3 separate regions of the Mus musculus genome follow, and regions 1 and 3 are each linked to region 2. Evidence: chromatin loops called from intact Hi-C (ENCODE). Cell type or tissue: left cerebral cortex. All regions are shown on one strand. Each heading gives the region's core, and the rest is flanking DNA. Links, peaks and the distances in the headings are about the cores only.

Evidence for each region. Peaks named below come from ENCODE experiments on the same cell type or tissue, not always from the same donor. Only the 100,000 strongest peaks of a DNase experiment are listed, where the experiment ranks them.
Region 1: a loop joins it to region 2, with 2.3 times the contacts of the local background. A loop is called at or near these places in 2 of 42 quality-filtered maps.
Region 3: a loop joins it to region 2, with 4 times the contacts of the local background. A loop is called at or near these places in 3 of 42 quality-filtered maps.

Annotation. Positions count from the first base shown.
Region 1 is chr8:112,728,206-112,733,852 of GRCm38, reverse strand. It overlaps Cntnap4 (contactin associated protein-like 4), which reads right to left. Exons shown (of 24, transcript NM_130457.2): 4 at 293-440. Among named protein-coding and RNA genes, the nearest start is that of Cntnap4, 160 kb to the right of the region's middle. In left cerebral cortex, for the core only: no CTCF peak of the experiment used is centred there; a DNase peak (open chromatin) is centred at 2,660.
Region 2 is chr8:112,569,205-112,574,851 of GRCm38, reverse strand. Cntnap4 (contactin associated protein-like 4) reads right to left here and starts at 4,809. Exons shown (of 24, transcript NM_130457.2): 1 at 4,627-4,809. The coding sequence starts at 4,717. It overlaps Gm26994 (predicted gene, 26994), which reads left to right and starts at 5,277. Exons shown (of 6, transcript NR_132433.1): 1 at 5,277-5,389. In left cerebral cortex, for the core only: a CTCF peak has its summit at 3,196 (motif pointing left); DNase peaks (open chromatin) are centred at 3,170, 3,616, 4,206 and 4,959; H3K4me3 peaks cover 2,620 bases; H3K27ac peaks cover 1,036 bases.
Region 3 is chr8:113,630,160-113,635,806 of GRCm38, reverse strand. It overlaps Mon1b (MON1 homolog B, secretory traffciking associated), which reads right to left and starts at 8. Exons shown (of 5, transcript NM_173015.3): 1 at 1-8. In left cerebral cortex, for the core only: a CTCF peak has its summit at 2,978 (motif pointing right); DNase peaks (open chromatin) are centred at 472, 779, 1,385 and 2,971; H3K4me3 peaks cover 1,006 bases; H3K27ac peaks cover 1,091 bases.

The DNA.
Region 1 (5,647 bases), core at 383-5,382, 160 kb before region 2:
GATGCAATATTCAAATACTCAGACTATTTAGTAATGATAGCTTTGTAACGTACACACACACACACAATGAAAGAAGAGAAAGCACACGTGCTTCATCCCTGAATTAAAATGTAAAAGTCGAACACTCCAATAAATATTAGCAGATGTGGTCACGAGAACGGCCTTCCACTGGAGTCATTCCTGTCTCATGTCTTTCTTCATACCTACAAAGTTGACTTCCGTTGTACAGTCTGGCTTTTCAAGCACCTCCTTTGATGTCTATTTCAACACGTTTGGTAAACAAAACACTTACGGTATGCACACCCGAACACCTCAATGCGCATCCCGATTCTGCCCTTGGGGTTCCATTCTAGAGGAATGAAGCGTAGGAACCTGGCTTTGATTGAAGGCTGGAGTCTATAGTACACAACGCTGTCTGCGTTCGCGTTCCCAGAAAATCCCTGGAAGAAAAGGAAAAGAAGGATCTCTATCTGGAGGTTGTCAGCGTCACCTGGGAAGAATGTCTGTGTGCAAAGATGGCCTTTCCTTCTGCCCCCACCCCCGGTCCCCGCCCCCGACCCCCGACCCCTGCCCTGTGAAAACTGTCACTTCCTTTAAGGAAATCAGATGAACTGTTTTGTCTCTCCATGCACAAAGTGACTGTTACCTCCGTTTCTTTGTATTAAAAGAAGTCACACTTTGTATTAAATTGCAATCACACCTATTAGAGCGGCTTTCGACTAGAATACCCTCAATAAAAATTGCTTCAGCAAAACACGGATTAAACGTAAAAGTGCCCCCGCGCCAGTGGCTGCCAGCACTGCAAACAGTGTGCAGAAGCCGAGGAAATAATCTCTCAGTATTGAAAAACTATTACCTGATTCAGCAAAGAAACTGCTCACCTGTTTCGGCTATTGCTCTTTCTCGGCTCCCTCATTAGCATAAACAAAAGCCTCCCCCCCAAGTAGGAGCCACACTCTATAAGTGCTGCTAAGCTTCATCAGCACACTGCCTCAGTCTTGTCCATTGCCGTAAAGGGATACTGGAAGCAATGAGAATTTGGAAAGACCCGTGATTAGACTTACAGGCTCTGGCTCTGGAAAACGAGAGAGACCTTTGGAATGATGCTAAGCCAGCACAGTCAATTTGCAGATGAGGAAATTAAAGGTCAGGAAGGTGCAAAAAAAAAATCTCTGGCGTCTGCAAAACCATCACACTGAGTAAGCCTGTGTTCCTTACGCAGTATTAGGGCACATTCGCTGATGTATAGCTTGCCTCCAATATTCATAGAACTCAGCACCCTAGCTACTTGAAACACATTTAAAGATCTATTTATTTTTATTTTAGGAGTGTCTGCATGAATGTTCACAAACCATGTACATGTCTGGTGCCTGGGGAGGGCAGAAGAGGGCACCAGATCCTCTGAAACTGGAATTCCCATTGTAAGAGTCCCTGTGGGTGTCGGAAACCAGAGGTGGGACATCTTAAGTCATACCTCCAGCCCGGAGCCATGTTTATCTGCCACATCATGGGACTTCACATATGACGAAATCAGTATGATAGAGAAGCTGTTCCCATCACCCATATTTCACCCTTATTTCTTCTCCACCCCCTCCTCCAACTCTTCTTCCTCCTTATTTTTGTTTACACTGTCACGATTTCTATATGTAGGAATGGCATAGGAAATATGCAGACTCATTATGCTGGGTCTCCTTAAAGTTAATCAATAAGGGACCAGCTAAGAAGGCTAAGAGGCAGACAGCAGATTCCAGTATTACCAGTCAGTACTCTTATGTACCAAAATATTTTCTAACACATTCTTTAAAAACATAAAAAAATAAAAAAAAGTTGCGTGTTTTGAAATCAACTCCCGTTGATTCCGTGAGTGATCAATTCGTTTCTTCTGTTTCATCAGCATCCCATTCCCCCGGTTTTTCAGGCTGGCACCCCACAAGGATCTCCACAACTGTACATTTCCACCTGCAAATTAAATCTGAAATCTGGCACCCGTAATAGCTAATCCTCATCTGCTACTCGACTGTACTTGGAACCAGCTAAGAAACTAACTTAGGTGCGCATCTGTGAGAAGGTTTTCCACAAAGAAAGACTGACCATCAGTGTCAGTGGGTGATACCCCCAGATGGGTTTGGGACCATCCCATGAATAGAAGTGTGAAGTGGAGAAACCAAACTCTGCTTCCGGACCGAGGCTCTGGCTGCTATGGTTACCCCCCCCCCCCCCCCCCCGCCATGCTGGACTTAGCCTCAAATCATAAACCAAAAATAACCTCTTCCCCTCACTTACTTGCTGATGGGTGTACAGTCACAACAGTCAGAAAAGCAACTGATACAGCCTGGTTTACCGTCTCTACTATGACCACCCAGTTCCACAAAGCATGGTCTCATCAGAATTGTCATCAAAGCCTGGTCTTGGACCTTTCATTCTTGCGTCCCGGCCCCATTCATACCCAGACTCTCAATGGTTTCCCTGGTGACCAGCCAGTAAGATTTGGAAAGGAGGAGTGCAGGACCCCTTCCCGCTGCTTGCGGTCAAAACCCAAAGACTTCATCAAGTGTAACAACCACAGCTGGAATGTAGCCCCACTGAATCTCCTTGAAAAGGCATGACTCAGTCCTGATGAAGGCATTTGCACAGAAGGCAACCGTGTACAGTCACTTCCTGTTTGGGCTATCCATACCGCCTCCGCCTGAGAAGGCCTCATTCTTGCTCACATCTTCTAAGGTAAAGTCTGGGCTCCCACATCAGATCTTCCAGTTCTCCTTTCTTTGAGTTTCTCACCCTCTGCAGGAGGAAGGGTCCTTTTCTGTTTACTCTTTTTCCAGGCTTATTTATCTTACCCTGCTAGAGGGGGCGTTCCACTACAAGCATGGACCCTAGCCAGCCTCCAGCTACAGTGAAATCCCTGCTTCGTCTCAGCAAGATCCTCGGGCATTTATGTTTAAGGAAGACAAGGCTTAAAAAGAAAATTTAAACAAAGTTCAGCACGCTTCTCAATTGCGAGGCCTCTTGGAGCACAGGCTGACGAGAACCATGCGCTATGTCTCTTAGGACAGGGAATGATCTAGTGTGTCTCAGACATACTTGTTCCCCAGGAATGTTCCTCATGCACTTTTCCTTATCACTGCCCGCTTACTACTGCAGTTCTGCTGAGCACCTGCCTGGGCTGCAGCTGGGCCCACCTTGAACCAAGCAGGGATTTCACTGTAGTTGGAGGCTGGCTAGAGTCCTTAGACTCTGACCATCAGCCCTTTTAAAAAGTCCCACCATATTTCCTATTTCCGCGGTCAAAACACTTTACTAAGGATTAGGAAAGATTATCACACTAGTAAACGCCCCCACCCCCACTCATCCACCCCCACTCCCCACCTACCTTAGTGGTTTCCATTTCTGAGGAAATCATGAGATCCTGCCTATGAAAAGTCATCTCAGGACCTTCGGAAAATTCCGCAAGGCACCCCTCTCCTCCAGAAGGGAGAGGCTTATTATACTCCTCAGAAAGACCACAGGGGGGACCCACAGATAAGGAAAGCCCTTGCTATTTCACTCCCTAAGGACCAATCAGTTTAAAAGTCACACCGTTCTGCCAACCACATTGTGTTTAGTGGCTGTTGCTCTATTCTACCCCTGAAAACTGTATACAAACTGGCTGAACGGGCTGCCTGGGGTCACCACCTCTCCTTCAGGTGCAAGACGACCCCAACACACTGGAACAATAAATTCCCCTTGCTTTTGCATTGATCCCTGGCTCCATATGGTTCACTCAGAGGGTTCCCAGGAACTAAGACTCCTCAGTCTAACACCTGAAATTTGCATGTCCATGTGGTCGAATTTTTCTTTTAGGAGGGGTAAGGTAAGGTACCATTTTCCAACTTGAACTACATGTTAAAACTTTCAGTTGTACAGCCCCCAAGCACAGATATGTGTGTGCGTTCACACTCACACTCTCATATACACATATATGCATGTGTCACACAGACCCTAGGCATTGGTGTGTGTATGCATGTGAACACATGTATGTGTATCTGTTATGATGACTCCAGGCATTGATGTATGTACATATGCGAACACATCTTCTATGTGTCATGGAGACCCTAGACATTGGTATGTGTATGCATGCCCGTATATTCATGTTATGTTGACCTTAGGCACATATACAAACACATGTATATGTGTGCACACATGCTTATGTGTTTTCCTCTTAACAAGCTAGTGTGCGAGTATAGCTGAGATCCTGGTCTCTGGATACTGGATTCTAAAGTGACACTATCTATCAGTTTATCACATATTTGTGATTCCATTTCCTGGGTGCCACTGGCGGACTAATGTAATCTGTAATTATAATCCCTTGCCAAGTGAACAGGTGGATGATTAATTAAATGACCTTCCAAAAGATATCACTTTTTCCCCTAAAATTAATAGAATTTCACACATTCAGATAGATGTACTGTGAGGATCTCAGCTTAAGGGACGGGGAGGAAAAGATTCTCACATTGACAGTGATAACAGAATGGCAGATGGCCTGGGAATGCATGCGGACAGCAATGTCTGATTTTTATTTTTTAACATGACTGACTTATAGGTTATTTAAATTTTTAAACATAAAGTGCAAGTGTAAAATATATATATAATTTGCATAAGTAATACAAATACCTTCCCTGGCACAGTAAAAATTTTAGCAGTTCTCTCTTGCAGAATTGTGAAGCCCAGGACTATAGAACGTGAGATTTTTAAATAAGCTGGCATTCTTTTTTTAGTAATCATTTAAAAAAAATAATTAAGACGTTACTACAAGAAGTGCAGGCTGTGCTGTGACTGGCAGAAGCATCCTTCAGGAACTCTCAGAGACCTTAAAGCATCTTTCCACTGCAAAGTCATTTGGAAAAATGTAATGTTACCCTCCCTCACAGCTAAAGCAGTCTGACAGTCTTTGCTTTCTGCTGCCCAACCTGTTTACCTTTGTGAAATCCTCGAATAACCAAGATTCAGCTTTTTTTGACTCAATGCTCTCAGAGAAAGTTTTCAGAGCGTCTATGGGGTGCAAGACTGATCCTGCAATACCTTGTAAATGAAAATTTCAAGGCCTACTGTCAAGTTTTAAATGCACCGGCTGTCCCTACAAGACAGTCTTCAATCTGTTAGGGAAAAAAATGTTTTTTTACATACCATCAAAATTCATAAAAAAAAAAACACAAAGATTTTTTGTTGGTTTTGTTTTGTTCTTTGAGAAGGACAAAGACTCACTGTGTAGCCAAGGCTGCCTTCAAACTCAGCATCCCCCTGCCTCAGCTTGTAAATACTGGGATCCAGTTGCCAGCAAGAAACGAGTGAGCTTGAATGTCTCTTTTTCTCTCTTTTTTCCTTTTGTTTATTTTTGAGGCCATATTTTAATTACATTTCTCCCTTCTCTATACTCCTTCAAAATAATGTATTACGCGAACAATATCTCTTCCATCCGCGTTCAGTTTATAGTCAGAGTCCTTTGGGTGTTCTTCAGAACTTCAGGAAGTTGATTTTCCCACCTCACAGGTGAAAGCTGCCTGGAGCGTGCATTTCAAGTGTTTGCTACTGTGGTTGAAGCATAGAATGTCTCCCACAGGCTCACACAGTTGAACACTTGTTCCCAGCTCCAGCTGTTCCACACAGCAAA
Region 2 (5,647 bases), core at 300-5,299:
AGGATTTTCATCCTAAATATCTGGGGTGATATTGCTCACATATTTATTTATTTTATTTTTTGTTTTTGTTTTGTTTTTTGAGACAGAGTTTCTTGCTCACATATTTATTAAGCACTGCATACTAATCGAATTACTCGAGATTAAAAATGCCCCCTTAGCCACCAAAAGTGCTGTAGACATTTACTAATAAAATGGAGGTATTGCATAGTTGTAGAAATGAGATTTCTCAAAAATAGTCATCTAGGAGAAACAAACAGGGAAAATATGATCTCCTGATATACTTGCCAGTCGGGTGAACAGCTCCTTCAGTATGTGTGTAATTAATGACATAAGAACATTTTTAATCAATTAATATAATCTATGCACACCTATAGTTCATCATTGCACCATACATCACACATCAGAGGTCAATGGAGGTTTTTTGTTTTGTTTTTTGGGTTTTTTTTACAAAGGGGCAGATAGACAATACAGAATATTACATAGATACTTATAAAGCAAGAATAAAGACAATTCTAACAAAATCTTACCAATCAAATTCAAAATATAATAATATGTAAATACAAATCTTGCTCATGCTGTTGCATAAGTGAGACAGGTGACAAAAATTCAAATTTCACACTGTCATTTTCTGCCACAAAAAAAAATCACTTAAATTTGTTTTTTTTTTTTTTCAGGTAAAGATGCAAACCCACTGTTAGTTCATAGTCCACATAAAGACAGGTGTAAGGGCAGATGTGTCCCATGGGCCATATTCTGCCAACACCTGAGTAAATATTACAACCCCTTTCCAATGACCACATGCAATTCCACTGATCTATTTTTATTGAAGAAAAAAAAGTCTACTGATGGTCTTTTATTGTTTTAATGTGACATGAATTCCCAGACTAATTTCAGGAGATTATAATGATATTTATTACTTTAATTAAGGACTAGGAATCATGTAGAAGTCATGTTTGGCCTCCATGTTGGCTCATAAGCTATGTTAACCATGTGCAAAAGGATCAGAAATTATCCAGAGCAGACGCAATGAGTGGAGAGAAGGCGTCAAGTGGATAACAGTAGATGATACTAGGAGTGAGTCAGACAGCCCACTGACCTGCACTTCCAAGGGCCAGCCATTGACACATGGTGTCATGGATCATATCCATCAGTATTTTGTTATTACATTGTAGTTATTTCATTATTTTACTACAGAATATCTGGAGGAGGGAAGATTACAAAAAGAAGCTTTCAGAAAGAACCATGACACTGAATTTTAGGCACTTGAGGATCTGTCCAGTTGTATCTGGGTTGTACCCGAGAATTGGTAAAAATGGCTTTCTACAAGGGCAGCTATTTTTCTCTATTACTGATTATATCATATTCTTGGTACTTCCTTTGAAGTAGATAGCAGACATAGCCCTGATTTCAACTAAAGGAAAGAAAGAACGCAGTCAGAAGCTGACTTCTAACTCAGTCATTAGTGAGCTACTTGGTGGGCATTAATTATTCTCAGAGAGAGGTTCAGCGTGTCTTCTGTCATGTGATCCCTAAGAATGAAACCAAAACAAAACCCTCCCCAGGCTTACTAGTTATACCCCACCCTTCTTATAGGGCCAGTCAGCCTCCCAAAACTATCTTGGCATTTAGAATTTGTAGCTTCTTAAGAACAAGTGTAGAATAAATAAATCATCTTTCCCTTGTTCTAGTACCTCTGTCTTAGAAGGAAGTGAAGAAACCAGAGAGATGCAGGAGCACAGCCTCTCAAACAGCAAGCCCATGAGCAAGGATGCCTGCCACTGTGTTTGCACAGAAGGATGACTCAATGTAATAACAAACTTATCTCGACCTGGACATAGGCTAAAATCTTAGGGCTGGTTTCCAACTTTGAAATGTCATATGGAACACCAGAAACAAAGAATATAACCCACTCAATATATTTCTTTTTAAATATATAGGTACTAACTAGAGTCATAGAGTGTTACTGGCACATGAATTAGTAATGTGTACTTACACATAAGTGTGTGTGTGTGTGCATGCACGTGTGTGCATGCACCCCCATGCATATGTAAGAGTGGGGAGGAGAGAGGGTGGCTGTATTTGCATGGAATCTTTCTAATGCAAATTTCTCAGATGATTAAGTAGATCAATTAATATTCAAATTAGAGTTCACCTAATCCCAGGTTTACAGAGTCCCCTAGGCAAATGTTCTTATTGTTACCCAAAGGCCAACTCAGTGGATGACAGATTTTTCTCCTTGTGAGTCACTTGTAAATAAAGAAGAAAGGTGTTTACATTCACCTGAGAGGCAGGTCTTTAATTTTCTTTTGCTTATATGCAGTTCCCCCGACTTTACTTGTGGGATTTGAGATTGATTCACTTCTTATTAATAAACAATCTGGTTCAGGAGAGTTTGGGGAAGTCTCATAAGGCAACTTTGAAATGCTTGTGCTGATTCCAGTTGCCTGCCCTTTGGTTAACGCGCACCCCTGTTCATAAACTCATAATACATTGCTCCGTCTTCCAAAACTGATACCATGGTAGCATACATTTTTCTATCCCAACCCAGCAACAAGTGAACCTTGACTCCTCCAAAATGTAAAGAGTGAGGAATAATGTAAAAATTAGGAAATGAAATCTTTTGTTCTACGTTTGCATGTCACATTGTCAAAATGCCAATAAGAAATTAACTAAAAGTCACCTTAATTTTCGGAAGCCATTGAATTATAAATTTGGACACTTGAAGAAAAGTTAACTCTTAAATAGGTCTGCTAACTAAGAATTCCAAGTTTAATGTTTAAGTGTTCTTGTTCACTTCAGTTCTAGGCTCTCCACATTTATCCAATGACTTCATAGAGAAATCGAACCCCGATGGATACAGATCCAAGGTTGAAACGGCACCCGTGGGAGGCCCAGGCAGAGCTAAGCAGACATGAGCACTGGCTTCTCCTCAAATCTCAGCTGCTCACTTTTTCCCTGGCTGAGATGAACGAGGAAGGGAAGCCTTTTAATATGGATCTTCCGGTGACACTCTGTACCACATTGCAAGCGAGCAAACAAACATCCGCAGCTCACAGCCCAATTATTCATATTAATAAACTGCAAAAAGATGTGCAGGCAAGGCATAGGGAAGACAAACTGGGTTAGGCCAGCATGAAGCTCTGCCCAACTCAAGGGAAGAGCTTGTGTGCTTCGCATCGCAACAGTGACCTCTAGTGCTCCCTCTCTGATGAACCCCTGCAGCTGCAGAAGGAATTACACCTTTGCCACAGAACTTCAACTGAGCGGGTAGGTGGGTTCAGGTCTGCTGTGTATCATCCTTGTTTGTTTATTTGCTACAGCGCTTGTCAAGGCCATCACCCACAGGACCCTCTAAGATTTTGGCTAGGTGAAACTATACATATTTTACTGATTTAATGGGATTCCCACACATTCGATTTGAAATTGAATGGGAAGCACAGTCCAGCCTAGGAGTGAAGTTCTCTCCTTTGCCTTTGCAGAGTGGCAGGTAAATTCTGACATTAAATGAGCTCCTGAAAAATCATCAGTGGGTGGACACGAGCTCGTGGCAGTGAGTTCCCTGTGCCTTTCCCTCGTGAGGACTCTACAGTTAAGGCAAAAGAGGGTCTATGGCAAAGAGAGTTACCAATGTCTTGTCTCTCAAACCTAAAGCTGTCAGTAAGGCAGGTCCCATCCATTCCTGAGCAGGACTTATAACCCTTTCTTGTAAAGCAGAGAAAGAAATAGAAAGTTGTGTGTTTGCTTGGCTGTTTTTATCATACATAAAAAGAGGAAATTCTTCTATCTAAAGAATCTAAACCAAATATAAACTTTTAAAACTTTTCCTATTTCCAATGGCAAGCTGACGAAAGAGTTGGGCCAGGGTATTTTGGATGATATTTAAATTAAGCAACGAGACCATAACAAATGTTCCTCGAATCAATGAACTCAGCACTAAGACAATCAATCACAAATACATGAAGTTGAAAATTCAACCACTAGAGAACACTACTTAAGCGGGTGGTGGGGGAGGGGGAAGTCACCTGCACATTTCCCTTTAAGGGAGATGTAGGGATGGGTACCCATCCAGGAGTGCTCTTCTGCCTGAGGACACAGCTCTCCAGTGCTGAGCTGTGCCTCCACCAGTTCTGCCTGCCCCTGCCCGCGAAGTCTGCAGTATGTCTCAGCTATTAGCCTGCACCATTTCAGAGATGCAGCCAGCCACTGCTAAATCGCAAACTTCAGAAATCTCAGCTAATGCAGCAGAATATCAAGTCTGCGGGTTGTTTTCCTGGTAGACAAATAATCCCAATGAAATTTAATGACCTCAAGACAGGCGCAATGGAAGACGTTCCCGGGCTGGTCCCCCGATTAAGATGCTAATTTAATGTTTTACTAGAAGTTGAGTCTTCTCAATGAATATTCAAAGAGAGTGAAATTCTGCTAGTAAAAAAAAAAAAATCCAAATAACATATTGCATATTTTGACCAGACCAAGAGGAACCCGATCATATTTGCACAATTTCCCTGTAGTGCTTTTCCTAGCCCCGCAGCGATTCCAGTTGAAAAGATTAATCGTGAAAACAACAGAATCAAAGTTTTGCGCGGAGCCCCCCTGCAAGTTTTAAATCATTTGCTGTGTACTTACATGAATTCCCAGCTTCCACTCTGTTCCAATTTTGAGTAGACAACAGAAGTAACATCTTGAGAACAGCTCCAGCGACAGATCCCATATTCATAATTTTTGAGCTCCCCAAAATATCTCGAGTGGCTCTCAGAGCGCTGGAGACAGGTTCTCCTCAGTCCTTCACCCAGCACTGACTGGGTCTTCAGTATCTCTAGCTCTCTGGATCTCTTTCCTCCCCCTCCCTCCTCTCACGCGCGCGCTCTCTCCTCCTCCTCTCCCTCCTCCCTCCTCCCTTGCTCCTCCTTCCTTCTCTCTCTCCCTCTCCTCTCTCTCTTTCTCTCTCTCTTTCTTCCCCACCCTCCTTCTCCCCTGCCCTCAGTACTGGTTCCTCACAGAAAAGCAACCAGCTTCTGTCCTAACAAGCTTACACACTGCTGCCGAGGCCACGCCCACTCCTCGCACCGGTCTTAGAAATTTGCCCCAGCATCCTTCCTCCTCCAAAAAGCACAGCAGCAGCCAGCAGCTTTCTGAGCTCCGCAGCGGCTGCAGGTGATGGAAGCTGGACCTGGAGGCGCTGCCCGCTGCCCGCTGCTCCTGGCCTCCTCGGGGCTCCCTCCCCTCCCCTCTATTCTCCAATAAGCTTTAACCCATTTTGTGCCCTGCCACCCTTTGGGGTGAGGAAAGCAGCCAGGCAAGGAAGCCTTCTGATTTTCCGCAGGTCTTGTATTTGGCAGTACCAACCAACATAGTGAGCTATTTCCTGATTGCCCGGGAGTGTATCCAGGTAAAACTGCATTATGTTTCAAAACAAAAGCATAAAATAAGACAGAAATAACGAAGCAAGCGTTGGTGAATTGTAGCTAAAACTGTCCTCCGGGAAAACGCGTGCTGTTTTTCTCTGTTTCTATAAAACTATTGCCTTGTGCTCCGGTGCCAGGATTTTATTACGGAAATTCCTCACATGGGAACAGACATTCCTGCTTGGCAGATATTTAAAAATCATCTGATAATAGTCTGCGAGAAATTAACATTTCTTATTTTA
Region 3 (5,647 bases), core at 383-5,382, 1.1 Mb before region 2:
ACACTTCCGGAAGCGACGCCTCCCCGGGACACTTCCGGTTTCACGGCCGTATTGACTCCCCGGAGTGCCAATGGCAGCCACACGCTGCGTTCCCTCACCGTAAGGATAGCGCGGGACTCTCCCGGAACTCTGTGGAATCTGCGCGTCCTTCCACCGGACGCAGCCAGGATCGGCTGTGAAGTGGGGCCAGACCGGCCCACTTCGCGTACCAAGGGCTACCGGCTGAAGGGGGCGCGGCCTGGAAATCTACTAGGTCGAGGGGGCGGGACCTAGTCCCTCTCACCCAATCAAGAGTAGGCTCTCCCTTATGTCCCGCCCCATTCTGGTGGAGCCTCCGCAGATAGTGTGCGCTAATTGGCGAAAGCCACTGCTCATCCCTTGACTGACATCTCCCTGTTTCTAACCGAAACCTCACTCCTGTTCCGGTCTTTGCTGGAATGAGAGAATGCCGAACCAATGAACTCGCGTCCCCAGTATTGAGACAACTTCACGCTCTTTTATTCAATTATAGGGGCAGGGCGGAGCGTATGCTTGACGGACAGCTCTCTTTCCAATCGGAACGTCGCCCGCAGCCCAGTCAGCCTATGGGACTCGGATGCTGAAGCAAGAGGCGGGCTCTGCTGGTGGGACTGACTCTTGGGATTCTGGACTCCGCCAGCCTGCGAGGGGAGCTTACGGAAACAAAAGCAAGCTGCTTAGGGCTAGTGTGTGCGGGCAACACGAGCGCACCCCACTAGCAAGGAGAGGTTCTGTGGGCCGAGCCAACCAGATCGGCAGCCTAATCCAATAGCGGAGTGGGGGGTGTGGTTGTCAGGGACCGCTGCGTTCTGGTTGGCTGAGAATTCTGCCGCACCTACCTCCGGGTATCACCATTGGCTACTATGTATGATGGGCCAGGGGCAGCAACAGCAGTGAGGAATCTTGTGAACAGAAGCACCTAGATGCTCTCTTCCTTAAGGCTGTGGAGCGGGGATAGGTGTATCTAGGCGGCCAGAAGTCGCTCCAAACTAAGTGTTGTTCATTTTGGTTTTGAGTCACAGGCTCCTAATAACCCAGGCTGGCCTTAAACTCGCGATCCTCCTCCCTCACCCTCTATCTGGCCCTAAACCCAAGTCAGAGTAGATTACAGTGCTGCTCCAGCACCTGCCATTGCCTTTAGGTTTAGAATGAGGGTGTGAATATCCCTGTTCTGGACGTCCAGGTCCGTTTTTTAGGTCTTTCTGTACATTGGTCTTTGAGACTGCTTGAAGCCTCGCAGTTTGTGTCTCTGAGTGTTACTATATTATTATCAGAGAAAATAGAGTTAAAATAACAACAACGACGACGACGACATAATGACATAAAGGTCGAGGATTTCTGTTTTGGATACAGGGTTTCGGGTACCCCGGGCTGGCTTCTCACTCACCAAGTGGCAAGGATTACTCTGCTTCCCGCCTCTGTTTCCCCAGTACTTGAAATAACTGATGTGCCCTTAACACCAGGTTTGTGTCATGCTGTGGTGCGAACCCAAGGCTTCATGTATTCTGGGCAAGCATTCTACCTCGTGAGACCCATCCCTCCGGGCTCCAAGATCAAGGAGGTGTCATCAGCCAGGAGACATAACATCCCTGAATATTTAGATACTCAAAGACAAAACTTCAAAGTACCTAACTGTCAAATTGACAAAAACTCAAAGGGAAAATAGCTCATGAGGTTAGGTGATGATTTCAACATTCTGTGCTCACTAAAAATGGCCGAAACTGATGGCAAAAAAAAAAATAGATAAATATTTAAATCTAAATATCTAATATCTAAATAAATAAATAAGGTTACAGAAGATATGATCAACAGCTGGCAAATGAATTGATATTTATTAAAAAAATTCTGCTCAATTACAACAGAGTGGATTTTTTTCCAAATGCGCATGCTGGACCAAAAAATTAAAAAAAAAAAGTTAATGCCCCTTTAGAAGCTAAATCTTTCAGAGAAAATTGTTTGATTACAACAGAAATTGTGGCTATTGTTAGCAGAGATTGGAGAATTCTTCCAAGAGTAGGAATTAGGTCAGTACTCATCATATGAACACATTATGACTCAAATATTAAATCCATGGGATATTCAGGAGTATCTTCAGCTTCATGAAAACAGGAAGAATGAGCAACTGCGGAGACTGTAAATCACGAGTGCTCACAGGGAAATGTGCAACTTTATATATTCACACGGGTATGAGAAGAGACACTCATAACCAATGATCTACACGGGAGCCTTAAGATGATAGGGAATGAGAGGAAGCTAGACCTGCAGTAGAAATAAGACGACAATAAAGATGCAATTCAGTGAGAGGGAAGACATACAGTCAAAAGAGACAATGTAGAAATCGTTCTTTCTTTGAAAAGGTCAGCATAGTTACTAAAATGTGTGCTTAAATGATAAAACCAGTGATCAATAGGATTGAAGGATAACATGATTAGAGGTCTCTAGACATATTACAATATTATAAATTGATTTTTTTAAACAAAGGAAGGATAGATAGCTAGATAGCCTTGCACTCGCTAGTGTGAAGGAAAGATAAAGTGATGGATGGACCTACGGACACTCAGTCCCTCACTCCCTGTCCCAGGCTTGGACCTCACTGGAAACCTTTTGCTCTTGTTCCAATATTAGAGGTCTTAAAGACATTCCTTAGAACAATGGTTCTCAACCTGTGGGTCACAGCCCCTTTTTACAGGGGTCACCTAAGCCCATCCTGCACATCAGATATTTATATTGTAATTCATTACAGTAGCAAAATTACAGTTTTGAAGAAGCAATGAGATAATTTTATGTTGGGGGGGGTCACCACAAGATGAGGGACTGTATTAAATGGGCACAGCATCAGGAAGGTTGAGAATCACCACCTTAGAATGTGTAAGTGGGTAAGATGCCTAGAAACCAGTGGGATCCAAGGAGAGGGAACAGTAGATCACCGTCAGCATCGTTGTTTTTTGCAAGAATGACCAGTAGATGGCACAAAATCCACATGATAGAGACCTTCCAAACTCAACTCACTGTCCAGTAAATACCAGGAAAACACCAGTGAATTGTCTTCAAGAGCTTAGGTTCTCACTTCCATGACAAGAATCCAAATCTGAAACCATCTAAGACTCTTGTTTCTCTCACGATTAAGACTCACTAAGAGAACATAATCTACTCTGAAAACTCATTTTCAAAAGGCTTGACTATGCTTTCTCAGACTCGTTAGGAGAATGTTCTTCCTATAGCAAAGATTGACAACCCAAAGTGGTGAGTCTCAGATGGCTAGAGAGATAGATATACAGGGGATAATTTTGCACAAGGGAGAGTTCACCTATCTGAAATCTGCGGAAATAAGGCGCTATTTACGGTTCAGAAGTAATGGGAGCTGGTATTTGTTCAGAACACTGTAGTAGGCAGAACCAATAAACATTAAGGAGGAAGACAGGGTGACTGATGATACAGCTTGGTGGTGAAGAGCACCTGTAGAGGACCCATGTTAAATCGCTAACAGCAGAATGTGCTACAAATGACAGGCAATTCCAGGTCTGGGGCTCCTGGCACCTCCTTCTGGCCTCACTTCCACCCACACTTATGTGGGATTACACAGGTAAATAAAAATAATAACAAGCGAAAGAAAGAAAGGAAGAAAGAAAGAAGGAAGGAAGGAAGGAAGGAAGGAAGGAAGGAAGGAAGGAGGAAGAAAGGAAGGAAGGAAGGAAGGAAGGAAGGAAGGAAGGAAGGAAGGAAGGAAAGGTAGATTTATTTATTGTCCTAGCATCCATCTCTCTTGCTGTGATAGAACTTTCTGAGCGAAAGCCATATTGGGGAGGAAGGGTTTGTTTGCATTACAGGTTGGATCACATCATCCAGAGAAGCCAAGACAGAAGCTTGAAGTCAAAACCACGGAAGAACCTTGTTTATTAGCTTACTTTCCATGGCTGCCTCAGCCTGCTTTCTTTTACAACCCAGGACTCTCTGTCCAGGGTGGCACCACCCACAGTGGGCTGGACCCCCCACACACATAAATCATTAGTTAAGAAAATGCCTCACAGACTTGCCCACAGGCCAGTCATCTAATGGAGGCAATTCTTCATTAGAGTTTCTTCTTGCTGGGTGATTCCAATTTGTGTCAAGTAAACTAACCAGTGCACTTACCATTATTTGGCTATCACCCAATGCATATGTATATCAAGACATCATATAGTTCACCACAAATAAGTACAATTTTATATCATTTTAAAATTAAATATATAATGACTCCTTCCCCACAATAATGAGCCTACTCCATGTATAATGGCATTAGTCCATTTTAGATGGTGGGTCCTTGATTCCTACCCTCTAAATCCTGTTACAATGGCACTTAAAATTCAGCATAAGTTTTAAAAGAGACAAATCTTCAATGTGTTTGTTTTGCAACAGTCCCACAGCATAGCATTTTATATGATTTTACTTGGGAAGCACTCTGGTACTCAGAGATCAAATACTTGCCCAAGATCACGTAGTTAGAAAAATTATACATTTCTATTTTCATTTGTTTACAATACATGGAATTAGCCTGGTGTTAGTAACATTGAGATGTTACGAATTCAGATGAATAGTAATTGCTCTCTTGACCGCATGAAGCATGTGCTAAAATCTCGTTAACTATGCTCCTTGGAAGAGTGAATATGATTGGTCTGCCCTGAGTCAAGGTGACCCTAAGGTTAATTTGTTAGGAAATCATGTGGCAATAGTGTGAACAGAATATTTGAGCCCAGGCACTCCTGCTGGCTCCAGGTTCCATGTCTCACTCTAGTGCAGTGGGTGGAGTAGTTACATCACCCAAGCCAGCTAGCTGATGCTCAGGACCAACTCATTACTGTTCCAAAGCAGGGCTCCAGTTCTTCTCAACTGCTGTGTGTCTCTGGTGTCATGGCTCACTTTTTAAGAGCTTCACACTATCGACAAGCATCCTTGGGACCAGCTTTGTTCTCATTACAGTGTGTTAAGACTTCTGGGCCTAGGAAAGTGTGCCTTGCCAGTTCCTTCCCTAAAACTTGATATGATGGTTAGGGCTCTTGACTGAAAGTAAGAGAAAGCAGCTCCAGGCAGAAACCTGAAAGTCTACTGAAGTGCCCCAGCATCTCTCCTAACAATGCAGGTTGGAGAATGGCTGGCTTCCATGAGAGATAGAACTGGAGATGGGAGAACTGGAGTTCTCACCCAAGAACTCTACATTGAGTCCCTGCCCATGGTTCTCTCTGCATATATTTGTTGTATACGCAGGTCAGCTGAAGTTCTCAAAATCCCGTCCAGTGTTCAGCCACAAATGAAAATTTGACGTGCTGGGCTAGACTTTAAGTTCTGTAGAAATGTGGTGAGGTATTTTGGTGATGGAGGTAGGTTTGTTTACGTGGTATTGGGGGATTGAGCCCAGGCCTTTGTCCATGCAGATCAGATACCCTACCACTAAGCTACACTCTTCAGTCTTTCTCTGAAAAGAAAAAAAAAAAAGGATAACAGGAAGCCCTTCTGGGCATCTCTACCAGATTCCAGTGAATGACTTTCATATGATACAGCCTCTCTTCAAAAGACTAGTCTCAAAGGACTCTGGGGGCGGGGATTTCACTCAGTGTCTTCTGAGCGCACTGCACCTCCAAAGAATGGCTTGTCC